2 separate regions of the Mus musculus genome follow, and region 2 is linked to region 1. A link is a loop called in an ENCODE intact Hi-C map of the cell type or tissue named here. Cell type or tissue: heart. All regions are shown on one strand.

Evidence for each region. Hi-C counts contacts between places; a loop is a spot of excess contacts. Peaks named below come from ENCODE experiments on the same cell type or tissue, not always from the same donor. Only the 100,000 strongest peaks of a DNase experiment are listed, where the experiment ranks them.
Region 2: it touches region 1 in a loop (2.2-fold over the local background); 6 of 42 quality-filtered maps call a loop at or near these places.

Annotation. Positions count from the first base shown.
Region 1 is chr17:46,823,613-46,831,612 of GRCm38, forward strand. Bicral (BRD4 interacting chromatin remodeling complex associated protein like) reads right to left here and starts at 7,801. Exons shown (of 11, transcript NM_001100452.1): 1 at 7,339-7,801; 2 at 6,453-6,501; 3 at 6,300-6,368; 4 at 838-2,511. The coding sequence starts at 7,379. In heart, no CTCF peak of the experiment used is centred here; no DNase peak of the experiment used is centred here.
Region 2 is chr17:46,871,040-46,879,039 of GRCm38, forward strand. It overlaps a transcript of Bicral not described here. Among named protein-coding and RNA genes, the nearest start is that of Tbcc, 16 kb to the right of the region's middle. In heart, a CTCF peak has its summit at 4,789 (motif pointing left); a DNase peak (open chromatin) is centred at 3,262; H3K4me3 peaks cover 698 bases; H3K27ac peaks cover 2,385 bases.

The sequences.
Region 1 (8,000 bases):
ACACAAGCTGGAGTCATCTGAGACTCGGGAGATCCAGTTTAGGAACTGCCTCCATGAGACTGGCCTCTGGGCAAGTCTGTGAAGCATTTTTTGGTTGACGATTGATGTGGGGGAGCCCAACCCACTGTGGGTGGTGCCATCCCTTGGCAGGTGGTTCTGTGCATATAAGAAACTGAGAAGCAGGGCTTAGTGGCGAACGCCTTTAATCCCAGCACTTGGGAGGCAGAGGCAGGTGGGTTTCTGAGTTTGAGGCCAGCCTGGTCTACAGACTGAGTTCCAGGACAGCCAGGGCTACACGGAGAAACCCTGCCTTGAAACAAACCAAACCAAACTAGCTGAGCAGGCCATGGTGAGCAAGTCAGAGAGCAGCGCTTCTCCGTGCCCTATGCACCGACCCTGTCTCCAGATATCTATGCTGATTTCCCACGAGGACTTCCCTCAGTGACGGATGGACTGTGACATGGAAGTGTAACCCGCTCCTCCTCACAGTGTGTCACCTCAGTGACAGTAAGCTAACACAATATTCCTGCCATAGCATGTGTGTCAATGTCAGTGGGCCACTTAGGGCGCGGTTGTCTTCTACCATGTGTGCCCAGGGGTCAGACTCAGGTGTGACAGTCAGTGCCTTCGCCTCCTGAGTCATCTACTGGCCCCAAATCCAATTCCATTCCAGAGTCTCCACTCTACAACAGCTAAGAGCCGTCCATTAAGAGGAAGAATTGATCAACCAAAATTGAAACACTGAAGTACACTTCACCCAGGGTGACACTTATATAATTATATGTATATGACAGGAACTCCCACCCAGCCCCACCCCCACACGTGTCCGGCACTGACCTGACAGAAGAACTGCTGCTGTGTCCCCGGGGTGTTGCTCAAGGTGCTGGGGGATTTGGAAGCAGAGACTGGAAGACGGTGGGACACACTGACGGGCGCTGGCGTTCTGTTGGCTTGTGTCAGCTGGTCTCCCGTAAAGTTTGATCCCGGTGCCCCCGACTGCACCGTAGGCCCAAGAGTAGGATGAGCAGTGCTAGCTGAGCTGACGGCGGGGAACCGAGCGGGTCCTGCCATGCCGCTCACCGCGGGCATGGTGGCGAAGCCTGGCCTTCCCTGGGAAACACTGCTCTGCCCAGGTGACAGGTGTAACACGGTGGGTGAGGCCTGCTGCAAGGGCATCTGTCCCCCGACGATCTGAGGAGAGGCGTGGTTGACTATCACTGGACTTCCAGAGGTGGCAAAAGTCTGCCCAGACACCAGCTGGACGGCGGTATTCTGGTTATTAAGCATCTGTCCGGAATATGGTTGGTTGGTCCTGAGCATGTTAGAGGAATTCCTGTTCAGCATGACATGCTCAGAGGCCACTTGGCCAGAGATGAGCTGGGAGGGCTGAGTCTGAAGCAGCTGCCCGTTTATAGCCTGGACATGGTGCACCGAGTTGGAGCTGACAGAAAGGCTTGTGGGTATAAGGAACTGACTTTGGGGAGTGTGAGGCTGGCCCATGGGGGAATGGATGACGATGCTGCCCCCTGTGCCGCTCACTGCCTGCGAGGTGACAGGCTTTCTCGTGTTCTGTTGGTTGACAATGTTCACAGACATGTGCGGCCCAACCACGGAGCCCTGGGGCGAGCTTGTGGGGGCGAAGGAGATCCCCTGCTGGGCATGGTGCTGCTGGATCCCAAGGTTGTTCACATTGTACGCGCTCTGCTGACCCATCTGGACCGGCTTTGGCTGGATATTAATTGGGACTTTATTTGAATTTGGTGCAAGACCCCTTTGAATAATGATGTTATGCACGGGTAAAGATGCCTGGAAATTTGTGCTGTTAAATGGAACGGTGACAGGCTGTGCTACAGGACTGGAAGTGGAGTTCCCAAACAGAGAGTTGCCGTTAGGAGTCTGTCTGTGAACCAGAAGCCCCCCACTCACATTAGATGGGGCTTGCTGCCCACTGCCTTTCAGTATGATTTGAGAGCCATCGAGGTTATTTATAGTCATCATGGAAGGCTGATTACCGAAGGACCCGATTAACTGTATCTGACCGGAGCCACTAATCTGGCTGCTGTTAGGCAAATGCTGGCTGGGAACACTGATCCCCACGTGTTGCATAAAGCCATGCTGCACACCCACTGTATTGCTTGCAAACGATGCTCCAACAGGCACGTGAGTCACCCCGATAGGCTGCAGTGTCTGACCTGAGTAATTAGAAACATTAGAAGCCTGAGTAAAGGATGCTGATGAAGAAGGATGAAGCTGGGCTTGTGCAAACTGTTGGCTTGAGCCTATACTGGCATCCAGGTACGCCTCTTCTGCCAATGTCTGTTCAGTGATATTAGCCTCCTGCAAGGATTTCTGAAGAATGTCAAAGGGTTGGTCCTCGCTGAGATCGGGGAGAGGTGAAGACTCAAGTTCATCTTCAAGAAACTGAAGGCTGCTTGCAAGCGGCAGCCCATCACTGGGCCCCTCCCCAAGCTGGTCACTCACACCTTTGAGGGCCGATTTAGGGTCAGCGTTCTAAAAAAAGCAGAATCAGTGTGTTATAAGGCATATCAAACCTTCAGAAGACAAGCTTAAAAACCCCTCTCCCGAATGACTATAAATATAAAGTTTAATGGTAAAGTTCCAGGCCACACTGATTTTATGGTTGCTGTTACTTTAAAACAAGGTCCTACTCAGACTGGCCTTGAACCTGCAGTCCTCCTGGAAAACACAACTTTCTCTCTCCAAACTACTTACCTTCTTTCTCCTGTTTTATTTCTTTAGTTATGATGAACAGTCTGTACGACCATTGCTTTGACAGATGATTTTATAGGGAACATACAGGAAGCTAGCTGAGGTGCGGCTCACACACGCTGTCTTAGCAAGGAAACTCAGGCTGGATGGCCAGGAATTTGAGGTTAGCCTGGGCTAACAGCAAGGGTGAGGCCAATCTGGGCCACACTGTGAGCCTCTGTCTCATCCTTAAAGAGAAGTGGGCATGCTGGCACAGGCCTTTAACCCAACAGTCTAACGGCAGGAGGAGCTGGCTCCATAAGCTTAACGTCTGCCTAGTATACGTGGTGAGTTCCGGGATAGCTAGGGCTAGAGTAAGACTTGCTTCAAAAACAAAACAACAACAAAAAATAGATGTAAGACAGGCAGACAGATAACATGAGATAACTAAGGCTATCTAGAGATCAGCTTCTTATTTCCAAGCTACTGGGTCATACTTTTTTCCTTTTTGGGGGGCTGGAGGGCTTTTCAAGACTGAGTTTCTCTGTGTAGCCTGGATGTCCTGGAACTTGCTCTGTAGACCAGGCTGGCCTTGAACTCACAGAGAGCCGATTGCCTCTGTTTCCTGAGCATGCGCCACCACTGCCAGCTAGCCTTCCTTTTTGGAGGAGGTGGGCAGGGTGCTAAAGATTGAACATAGGATCCCACTGGGGATAAGCACTCTCAGAAAAATGGATTTTCAGGTTGTTTCTAAGGTGCTAGTGGGATTCAGCCCAGGGATATATATCCAGACCACTGCACACCACAAAGTCAAAACAGGTTTGAGGAGCCCTGAGTATCACCTTGCTAGATGTCCAAGAAGATACCCTACGGCCCCAGAACACCAGACCCGACCAGAGTGAGTTCCCACATAAAATGAGTGCTCTTCTGACTTCCTGTATTTCCTGACTAACACTCCAGTATTTAGGAAAACTATTTCAAACTAAAAACAATGGAGCGAACAAAAACAAAGCCAGTTAACTCAAAAGGAAAAGCCACCCCTTTCCAGATATGCACACATGTGTTAGTTATGTCTTTAAGGAACCCAAGGGGAACAGACAATCCAGGGAGACTCCAATGCAGACCCAGGAAGAGAAGCTGAAGAGAGTAATACAAACTAAGACTCCTGCCACAGCCCAGTCATCTTTTGTGGCACAGATAGAAAAAAACTTTTAACTTGCTGTTCTGGAAAAGGAACCAAAGACATCTTGTGTGAAGGCAACCTCTACCAGCCAGCCCCTCAGCCTTAGGGGACTATGCTCTGTGTACTATATAGTATATTCAGAAAGAAACAAAAAGAATGGGAGAATTAAAAACAGACCAATCAAGAACAAGTATTCTAATCCAGTGCTGGTGGTGGTGGTGGCAGTAGTGGCACACGCCTTTAAATATCAACACTTGGGAGTCAGGGGCAGGTGGATCTGAGATTGAGGCCATCCTGGTCTACAGAGTCAATTCTAAGACAGCCAGGGCTACACAAAGACTCTGCCTCAAACAAAGCAAAAGTAAACAAACAAATAAAAATTAATGAAAGAAAGAAAGAAAGAAAGAAAGAAAGAAAGAAAGAAAGAAAGAAAGAAAGAGCAAACAAACAAGTATTCTTGTGTGTGGTGCACATGCCTGTAAATACCAACACTCAGATCTGCAGCTAATGAGGTTTTAATGGCTGAACGATTGGACAAACGAGCCAAGGCTGGGCTAGCCCTCAGCAGGTCCTAAAGAACCATGATAGGCATCGGGGAGAGCAATTGAGAGTAAGAAGATTGTTTTCTCTGGAGCAGAGGTGAGGCAGGTGGCTGGCACCCATATTTCTAGCATGAGGATGGCCGAGACCGCTGAGAGCTGGAGGTCACACTGGACTCTGTCTGACTTCTGAGAGCCAGGGCCTCTCACCGAAGCTGAGCTGGGCGGGCTGTGGAGAAGCCCCAGCATCCCTCCTGTCTCAGACCCTGACACTGGGGTTGGAGCACTTTTGCAGCCAGGCCTAGCTTCTTCTTCTTTTTTTATTTTTTTTTATTTTTTTGGTTTTTCTTTTCTTTTCTTTTCTTTTCTTTTCTTTTCTTTTCTTTTCTTTTCTTTTCTCTTCTCTTCTCTTCTCTTCTCTTCTCTTCTCTTCTTTTCTTTCTTTCTTCTTCTTCTTCTTTTTTTTTTTTTTAAGATTTATTTATTTGCTGGCGTGATGGCGCACGCCTTTAATCCCAGCACTCGGGAGGCAGAGGCAGGCAGATTTCTGAGTTCAAGGCCAGCCTGGTCTACAAAGTGAGTTCCAGGACAGCCAGGGCTACAGAGAAACCCTGTCTCGAAAAACCAAAAAAAAAAAAAAAAGATTTATTTATTATTATACATAAGTACACTGCAGTTGTCTTCAGATGTACCAGAAGAGGGCATCAGATCTCATTATGGGTGGTTGTGAGCCACCATGTGGTTGCTGGGATTTGAACTCAGGACCTTTGGAAGAGCGGTCAAGTGCTCCTATCTGCTAAGCCATCTCACCAGCCCCAGGCCTAGCTTTTTACGTGGGTCCTGGGGATTTGAACTCAGGTCCTTATTCTGGCTCAGCAAGTGCTCCCACCTACTGAGGTCTCTCCCCAGCCCCTAAACATAGATCTGAGAGAGTCTCCAAATAAGACTCCTCCGTTCCCATCTTGTCTATGCTCCTAGATCTTAACAGACCATGCTGTTGAGGTTAGGGCCTGAGTCAGAATCCTAGCACTGAACCTCTTGGCTGGGTAAACCTCTCTGTGCCTTAGCTTCCTTGTCTACAAGACAGAGCTAACGGTAAAACCACTTCCTGCAGGGACTGTGAGCATCAGATGCAGTCTGCACGAGCCCTCCTCACAAGCACATATTACCCCTCAACAGTGTTAGCTACTACCTTATCTTGTTTATAACATTATCTGTAAGTAACTAATCATTAAAAAGTCTCCTTAAAGCTCCTATGACAAGATTCAAAACATTCTTTTTTGTTTTGTTTTGTTTTTTGTTTTTTCGAGACAGGGTTTCTCTGTGTAGCCCTGGCTGCCCTGGAACTCACTCTGTAGACCAGGCTGGCCTTGAACTCAGAAATCCACCTGCCTCTGCCTCCCGAGTGCTGGGATTAAAGGTGTCGCCACCACGCCCAGCTGATTCAAAACATTCTAATGTCACAACACTGGCGTCACTTCATAAGGTTGAAGGCTTAGAAAGCTGGACGTGCTGGGCCAGAGGGACGGCTCAGAGGGTGAAGGCTCACCACAAAGCCTGGGATTTGATCTGTGGGACCTACTTGGTGGAAAGAGACAGCCAACTCAAGGCGGTCCTCCTCCTGATCGATACACGTACACTCAGGCACTCACGCATACGTAACATAGAGGAATGTCAAAAGCAAGAAGAAACTTAAGAGCCTGATTCTATGACAAACAGAGCACTGACATACTGTCATCCAGGTTTTCCCTCTCCTGTCAGTCACAAGGTGAGGTAATGATTCTTTGCACTCTACAGAGGCAATCGAAGCCTCTCTTGTAAGGTTTCCTTGAGACAGAAAGGCTTCAGGTCTGGTTTTCAGCACTCACCGTGGAGTTGGCGAAAATTGAATTAGAATTGGCTGCAGAATACCCTGCGTTCGTCACATCATCGCTGCCCTGCAGAGGGGGAATTCAACATGGCAGTTACTGCAGGGCTTGGAGAGACAAAAGCCGAGCCTGAGACACTTGTCTGTCACTTACCGATTTACTGCTAGGTCCGTGCAGAAAATAGTTCAATGCTTGTGGGTCTCTAGAAAAGAAGGAAGTGAGAGAGTGAAACAAGTAAGTACTGCTACTTCTACGTAAATAGCTGCTGATAGTTATATAAGGCAAAAAGAAACGAAACACTAGCTCCAGTGAAATCTCTCCATTTTAAACCATTTTCTACACTTCTGTCTCTGGGAAGCGCCTACTGCTTCAGTCCTGGGGGGTGAACTTGGACCTTGCCCTTGCTTGGTGAGCTAAAAATAAAACTAAGCAACACCCTGGCCTGCCATCCCCAGACTTACTAAAAAAAATAACAAGTAAAACCAAAAGGAATGGGTTGCTGAGTTATGACCTGTGTGTAAAACTACCTTTCTGTGGCAGTTAAGAGCACTGACTGCTCTTCCTGATGTCCTGAGTTCAAATCCCAGCAACCACATGGTGGCTCACAACCATCTGTATGTGATCTGATGCCCTCTTCTGAAGACAATGACAGTGTACTTTATACATAAAATAAATAAAATCTTATTTATTTGTTTATTTATTTATTTTTGTTTTCTGAGACAGGGTTTCTCTGTGTAGCCCTGGCTGTCCTGGAACTCACTCTGTAGACCAGGCTGGCCTCAAACTCAGAAATCTGCCTGCCTCTGCCTCTGCCTCCCAAGTGCTGGGATTAAAGGTGTGTGCCACCACTGCCTGGTATAACAAAATCTTAGTACAAACAAACAAACACACAAACTCTCTGTGCTAGTTATTGCTGTAACCATGGTAAAGTATTATTTTTTATTTTAAAAGGCCAGGAGCTTAAGATAGCTACAGAGCTCTTTCTACTCCTCACACCTCACACGAGCGGTCCACCCTGGGCCCCACAGGAGCATCTTACCCAATAAGATCGAGGAGACAGGAGTCATCGTCATCATCCATGACAACTGCAAGGAGAGAGGGAGGGAGGCAGTGAGTCGGAGCAGGGCGGCCAGCAATATGGATGCAGTGGAGCACGCTGAGCCTCCACACAACTGTCAGCACGGGAGCTTTCCCTAGTCACCTATCAAGCCTACCATGGGAAAAATGTTGTGGCTGGTGGGCACAGTGTCATTTGCCAGTAGTCCTGGCCACTCAGGTAGGACTCAGTAAGGAAGGGAACTTGAGTCCAAGAGTTCAAGGTCAGCCTGGACAATAGCAAGACCGCAGCTCATAAGTAAATAAACAAATAGCCAAGCAAGCCAGACACACTGGCAAACACCTTGATCCCAGGAGTTGGAAGGCAGAGACAGGAGGATCAGGAGGTGAAGGCTACCCTTGCCTACATGACAAGGTTGAGGCCAGCCTGGGCTACATGAGACCCCATGTCAAAAACAAAAAACAAAAACAAAAACAAAAACAAAAACAAAAGGTGCCAGGCGTAGTGGCGCACGCCTTTAATCCCAGCACTCGGGAGGCAGAGGCAGAGGCAGGCGGATTTCTGAGTTTGAGGCCAGCCTGGTCTACAAAGTGAGTTCCAGGACAGCCAGGGCTACACAGAGAAACCCTGTCTCGAAAAACAAC
Region 2 (8,000 bases), 47 kb after region 1:
GATGGGTGGGTGGGTAGATTTGTGGATAGATGTGTGGGTGGTGGATGGGTGTGGCCTCAGGGAGGGAGGGAAGCCGTTTCTGTGGCAAGCAGCTCCACAGACAGGAAGCTTGCCTGCTGACATCCCCAGCCCTGAACACACTCATGTTCAACATTGTCATGTTGATCTGCTCAATGTCCTCTATCCTTATAAGTGTTCTGAGATTAAAAACAACAGAGCAACAATATATGGGGCTTGGGGAAGGCAAGGGTGTCACACAGTGTGATGCTCTGGGTATGGGGATAGAGAAGGCATTCTGTGCAGACAGGCAGGTAGAGGGAAAAGTTTAAAGCTGTGCTTTCCCCTGGCCCCCAGCACCCAGAACAGGGTTTCTCTGCATAGCACTGGATATCCTGAAACTTGCTCTGTAGACCAGGCTGAAAATTTCATTCATTTATTTATTTTTAAAAGATTTGTTTGTTTATGCATATGAGTGAGTGCTCTATCTGCATGTATGCCTGCACTACAAAAGGCGTCAGATCCCATTACAAATGGTTGTGAGCCACCATGTGGTTGCTGGGAATTGAACTCAGAACCTCTGGAAGAGTAGTCAATGCTCTTAATTGCTGAGCCATCTCTCCAGCCCCCCAATTTTTTTTTTTTTTTTTTTGGTTTTTTCGAGACAGGGTTTCTCTGTGTAGCCCTGGCTGTCCTGGAGCTCACTTTGTAGACCAGGCTGGCCTCGAACTCAGAAATCCGCCTGCCTCTTGCCTCCCGAGTGCTGGGGTTAAAGGCGTGCGCCACCACGCCCGGCTCGAAAATTTTATTTATTTTGTCTTACATGTATGACTATCTTGACAGTGTGCATGTATATGCACCATGTTCCTGCCTTGACCCCTCAGAGGTTAGAAGAGGGCGCTGGACTCCTTAGAAATCGAGGTATGGATGGTTCTGAGCCACTGTGTGGGTGCTGAGAACCAAACCCAGGTCCTCTCAAGAGCAGCCAGTGCTCTTAACCACTGAGCCAGCTCTCAAGCCCTAAAGCTGGGTTCTCAAAGCTGAGTAAGGATAGTAAGACAAAAAGGAAAGCCTCAACTAGACACACCTAAGAGTGAGAGGCTCAACTTCCACACTCAGGCCCTAACAAGGAGGAGCCACACCGAGTACTGGGCAGTGCCAGGACCAGAGGTCGTGGCAGGCAGTTTGGGGGATCCCTGAGCTACAAACACTGGAAGTACACTCCCTGAGACCAGTGACCTTGTGAAAACTTGCAAAAGTCAAGAGACTGTGACTGGTGTTTATCAAAAAAATCAAAGAGCAACTTTGGGAATAGAAAGTGTTTGCTTGCAAGCATGCACGTCCATGCCTGTAAACCCAGGGCTGAGTGTGGCTGTGTGTGTCTTTAATCCCAACACTTAGGACGAAGAGGCAGGTAGATTTTTGAGAGTTCAAGGCCATTCACTGATCAATAGTTTATTCCAGGCTAGCTAGAAAACCATGACAGACAGACAGACGATGGTGGAATACTCTGGTAGAGGACTAGTTCTGTTCCCAGCATGCACACTGGGTGGTTCACAACCATCTGTACCAACGGCTCTGTTACATCCAGTGCCTCCAGTTTCCTTGGGTACCTGCACACACTTGCAAACACATGCACTGACCCCCCAACACATTACACATCACCCAAAATGAGATATTTTCAAACAACGGCAACAAAAAGTGGCTGGGTGGTGGTGGCACATACCTTTGATCCCAGCACTCAGGAGGCAGAGGTAGGCAGGTCTCTGAGTTCTAGGCCAGTCTGGTCTACAGAGTGAATTTCAGGACAGGCAGGGGTTGCACAGAGAAAGCCCATCTCAAAAAGAATAAAAAAAAGGGGGGGGAGGGAGAAAAAAAGGTGGAAAGCGACTGCAGAGGCCACCAGATGGTGACCTCTGGTCACCACATGCACACAAGACAAAGGTCAAAGCTAACATTTCAGAGCAGAGGTAAGTGCACGCAGAGAGAGGCAGATTTCCACTGAGTGAGGAAGAGGGGGGAAGAGATTGCCCAGTGATAGTCTAGGCTCTGAGGCCCGCCTGCTTTACATTCGTGCATCCGACCTGCACTTCGTAGCATTTATTTTTATCTCATGAGCATTTGGCTTGCATATATATAGGGATGTGTACTGCGTAGAAGCCTAGCACTGGAGGAGGCTAGAAGAGTGTCAGATCCCCTGGAACTGGAGTTACAGCGCACTGTGAGCCACCATGTGGGTGCTGGGAACTGACCCAGTCCTCCACAAGAGAAGCCAGTGCTCTTAACTGCTGAGCCGTCTCTCATGCCTTGCATTACTTTTTAAAGTTATTTTTTTACTCTTCAATGAAGATAGGGTCTCACTATATAGCCCAGGCTGGTCTTGAACATGTGGCAAGTCCTCCTGCCTCCACTTCCCAAGTGCTGCAATTACAGGCTCAAACTACCACACACAGCAAATTCCAGTTTTGATAATGGAAGCTTGCCCGACAGCCTCTCTCCAGTGCAGGTCAAAGGAATAGGCTCCTGCTGTGGTAAGCCAGTCTCTGCCGGACAGGAGACCAGCTTTATTTGTAGGACTGTGCAGAAACCCCGTGGATTGGGTAAAAAGCTCTTCTGGACCATGCTACTCCTTTTGCACCTTAAATCCTCGCTCTGAGCCAGCCTTTGGTTGGTATCAGCACTGGCTACAGACATTGGGTAAGTATATGCCTATTTTACAAGTTCAGACTGGCCAGGCATGGGGGCACAAGCCTTTGATCCCAGTGCTGGAAGTTCGAGGCCAGCCTGGTCCACAAAGTGAGTTCCAGTACACCTAGGACTATTACAGGGAGAACTCCTCTCTCGTAAAACCAAACAAACAAACAAAATACAAAACAGATTCACACTTTGGTCTTGGAGCACAGATCATTCTCAGGTGATCTCCATTTCATTTCCATTGACCTCTGTTTGGCCCCATTGTTTTTTCCAGGGAACCATGGCAACAGCCTTTCTCAGGCACTGCCGACCCCCCCACTCCCCCCACCCCCAGCTCCAACTCTTTCTCTTCACCTTCCCATCCCGAACCCACCCAAATGCCAGGAACTCTGATGTTCCAGAAACTCCTGGATGCCCACAGGATTCTAGGAAGCAGAGCCTGGCCAGTTCTGTCCCTGTCCCCGTCTCTCGTGACATTCACTTCCTCTGGCGGCTCCCCTGCCTGCCCTTTCCCCTTGCTTCTCTCTTCTTTGTACTTCCAAACAACTTCCTTTTCCTTGATAACACACACCACCTCGAGTGACTCATAATTAGTCATGTCTATCCCTGGACTCCCAGCCTCCAGGAGACGAGGACCAGGCTTTGTCTATTTTTATCCCTTCCCATCTCCCCCGGGGCCAGCTGTGGCATCCTGCGTCAGTACGCTAAGCCACCATTTCTTGACGCTAGGTTCTGTCAAGGCACCTGGCTGGTGCTGGAGGTAGCGGATGCTCTACAAAGGCTGGTGACTGGTCCTCATTAACAGGGCGTCACTCACAAAGTGTTCTCTAGACTTAGGATGTTCAGACAAAGATGTCCTCCCCTGCATGGGTGTGTGCAACTGAGGAAGCACTTAGGCTCATGGGTGGCAGTCTGAGAGAAGCAATGAATGAATCTCTCAACATTACTGTTTTTACCCCTCCCCCAAAAAACGGCGGCAAGGGGAGCACAATGGTTAGGGGGAGAGATGATTGCTCACCAGGCCTACACCAGGCTTGAGTTTGATCCCTGGGACCTACAAGGTGGGAGACAACCTGAGACTTCCACAGTAGTCCTCAGACTTCCACATGCTTGCTCCGATGGTTAAACCCCCACACATACAGCAAATAGATACATAAATGACTGTTTTTAATTGAGTCACGTCTTAGTCTTATATTATCCCAACTAGCATGCTTCTCCTTGTTCCCTCCTCGTATAACTGCTTTAAACACAAATAAAATAAAAACAAACAACAAAAATAGGGGGTCTCACTCTGTAAGCTCAGGCTGGTCTCCAACTCTTTTTTTTTGTTTTTGTTTTCTTTTGTTTTTTGAGACAGGGCTTCTCTGTGTAGCCATGGCTGTCCTGGAACTCACTCTGTAGACCAGGCTAACCTAGAACTCTAAAATCTGCCTGCCTCCGCCTCCCAAGTGCTGGGACTAAAGGCATGCGCCACCACTGCCCAGCTGTAATCCTCCTGCCTCAGCCTCCAAAATACTGGGATTTCAAGTGTGAGCCACCACCTGGCCTAATTGTGGGAAAAGAGAACTCTGAGCGTTCCTCCTCAGGGTCCATGTACCTCGGGTGGGTTTTATTTTGTAACTATACAGGTGTGTGTGAACTTGCTTGAGTGTGTGTGTTTGTATGCATGGATGCCCCAATTGTGTAAGTACTCACAGGTGTGTAGAGGCTAGAGGACACTCTCATGTGTTCTTTCTCATTGGCTCTCTACCTTGCTCTTTAAGATGGGACTTCCCAGAGGCAGGGACTCTGCAGTAGGCTAGGCCAGTCGGCCAGCAAGGTCTAGTCGTGCCTTCCCAGTGCTGGGATTATAAATGTGGATTATAAATATTGGTTCTAAAAAGCAAGCTCACGTCTTCATGCTTGCAATAGCAAACACTCTACTGACTTAGCTCTCCTACTCCAACAGACACTTACAAATAAATAAATGTGATAAAAATTTTAAAACATGAGGGCTGGAGAGAGAGCTCAGAGGTTAAGAGCATTGGCGGCTCTTCCACATGTCTTGAGTTCAATCCCCAGCAACCACATGGTGGCTCACAACCATCTATAATGAGATCTGGCGCCCTCTTCTGGCCTGCAGGTACAGGTGTACATGCACGCAGAAGTCTACATAAATAAATAAAAGTAAAGATCTTTATAAAAAAATTTAAACACAAAAGGAAGTTGTGATGGCTGTTGTTCTCAACTTGACTACACCTGGAATTAACTAAAACCTGAGAGGCTGGGCACCCCTGTGAGGGCTTTTATTTATTTATTTATTTTGGCTTTACGGGTTTCTCTGGGTAGCCCTGGCTGTCCTGGAACTCACTTTGTAGACCAGGCTGGCCTCAAACTCAGAAATCTGCCTGCCTCTGCTTCCCAAGTGCTGGGATTAAAGGCGTGTGCCCGGCGGATTTTTTTTTTTCCCTTACTTAAGCCATCTGAGGTGTGAAGATACATTTTTAATCCGGATCTTTTAAGGTGGGAAACGCCACCCTCAATCTGCACCACCCTTTCAGCTGGCAGCCATTATAAGGGCATGGAAGAAGGAGGCTCTCTCTCTTTGCCTGCTCGCTCTCCCTAGCAAGCCCATTCAGACAGGCATTACAGCCTACATCCTCAGGATTCCAGCTATACCGACTAGCTGAGACATGCACCTTCATGGACTGAATAACTACTGCATTCTTAGACCTTCCACTCATAGGCAACTGCCAGCATTGTGGTCATCTTGACCACAGCCTATAATAAATCCCCACCCTCCTTCCTTCTCTCTAAATATATAGATACTCATATTCATTCCATAACCCTGACAAGCCTGTCTGTCACTCTAGAGAACCCCGGCTAACACAGAACTAACACAGCTAACAGTGTTGGCACTAAAAGTAAAAAACAAGCAACCTGCCCTTACAACATCTGGCTCGGCCTCTTTCTCACCGAACCAATTACTCACTGTGTGCGCATGTGCATGCCTTTGTGTGCTGTGGAGGTCAGAGGGCAACTGCTGGGAACCGGTTCTAGCTCTCGCCTCTCTCTACCTGGCTCTAGGGAATGACATCATGCCACCAAGCTGGAGAGCAAGTTCCCTTCCCCATGAGCAATCTCGCCAGCCTTGTTTCTGCTTCTTAAGGAAAAGAAGATTTGTACACTACACATCTTCCATAGGCTATGCAATGACTTAGCACTGCCTCAAATCAATGCCAGCTCTCTCATGTTCTAAAAATGCAGCAAAGAATCAGATATGGTATGGGAGGCCAAGTCAGGAGGAGTACAAGTTAAAGGACAAGCTGAGCTACACAGAGAGAACCCTGTCTCAAAAACAAAAGACAGAAAAAGGGGTGGATAGGAGACAGCTCAGTCAGTAATGTGCTCACCACACAAACATGAGGGTCTGGGTTCGATCTCCAGCACCCACATATAAAGCCAAGTATGGTAGTGTATGAATGAAGTCTCTGCACTGACAGATGGTCAAGGGATCCCAGGTGCTCACTGGCCGGCCTAATTAATAGGCCTTAGGTCCCAGTGAGACTCTGTTTATAGGAACATGGTACGGGCCTGGAAGACAGCTCAGTAAGCAAAAGCTAGCCAAGCAGGCAGGACCGAGTTTGATCTCCAGGAGCCATGTAGAAAGCCCAGTATGGAGGCAAACATCTATAAACCTAGCGTTCCAACAGAGTTGGGAGGCAGAGGCAGGAGAATTACCTGCAAGTTCAGTTCCTGGGCCAGGTAGGCTTGCAGTACTCGGCAACAGAAAGTTAGAGATCCCGTCTCAATGAGAACTGACTCCTGAAAATTGTCCTCTGACCTCTGCATGAGTGCCCCCCCCCACGCCCCAAGGGAGGGAGGAGGAAAGGGCTGGAGAGATGGCTCTTGCAGAAGACCGAGTTCAGCTCCCAACACCCATGTCAACTCCCTGTAATCAATCATAGCTTCTCCAGGGGCTCCAATGCTCTCATATGCCCTCCACAAGCACTCACACGCGCATGCACACATACACATGATTAAAACATGTGACGGTTTGAATACGCGTGGCACTCTTAGGAGGTGTGGCCTTATGGTGAAGGTGTAGCATTGTTAGAAGAAGTGTGTCACTGTAGGGGTGAAGCTTTGAGGTTCCTATGCTCAGGGTCTTCCCAGTGTGAAAGAGACCCCCCCCCCCCAACCCTCTGGCTGCCTGTGGAAGACAGTCTCCTCCTGGCTGCCTTCGGATAAGATATGTAGAACTCTCAAAACTGCTAGCACCGTGTCTGCCTGCAAGCTGCCATGCTTCCCATCATGAGGATAACGGACGGAACCTCTGAAACTGTAAGCCAGCCCCCAATGAAATGGCCGCTGTTTTAAGAGTTGCTACGGTCATGGTGTTTCTTTGCAGCAATGAAACCCTAAGACAAACCATAAATTCTTAGGGGAGAAATAAATAAAAACAAGGTGGACAGCTCCTGTGGGTTTGAGGCTAGCCTGGTCTACAGAGGGAGTTCTGGGAGCTTCTGAGAGAAACCCTGTCTGAACCGCCCCCTCAAAAAATCCCGTTCGCCCTAAGTTCACTCTACTTCGCAGTTGCTCCTCAGACATAAATGAAGTCTTTGTCACTTGAGTTAGGCTCGTGGCAACGAGTAGGAAAAACACCATGCAATGCTCACTCTCCAAATCCCAACACCACAGAGATGCAGTCAGGAGGACTGCGAGTTCAAGACTATCCTCAGCTACATAGTGACTCTGGAGCCAACCCGGGCCATGTGAGACCCTGTCGCAAACACACAAACATATATGTGAAAGACGTCAGTCATTAATGCTGCTCCTCCGGACAAACCACCATAGAGATGCCTGCAGCTCTGCCTAGACAAGCCAAGAGTTACCAGGCACCACAGACGCTGGGGCCTCCTAGGAAGGAGAAGCCTCAGGCCTGTGGCACACACACATGTGTGTCACTGTCCCTTGAAAAACCTGCAATTTTTAAACCTACACTTCAGCAAGCTTTAGTTACTCTGCAAACTAAGGAAGGGGACAGTCTCTTAGCATGAGTGGGTTCCCCTTGATGGCACACTCAACAGCGCTGCCTTAGCAAATCCTTTACTGACACACAGGCTCGCTCTCATCGTCTCAGAGCGTCTGCACACCACTACATACAAGACCCAACATGGCTGCCTTCAAGGTCCCCCTCCCCTCCCCTCCCCCCTTTTCACCCCTTTTCCCACTTTTCTTCCAGTGCTGTGGCTTAAACAGTGGAAGAAAGAAGAAAGGAAGGAAGGAAGGAAGGAAGGGAGGGAGGGAGGGAGGGAGGGAGGGAGGGA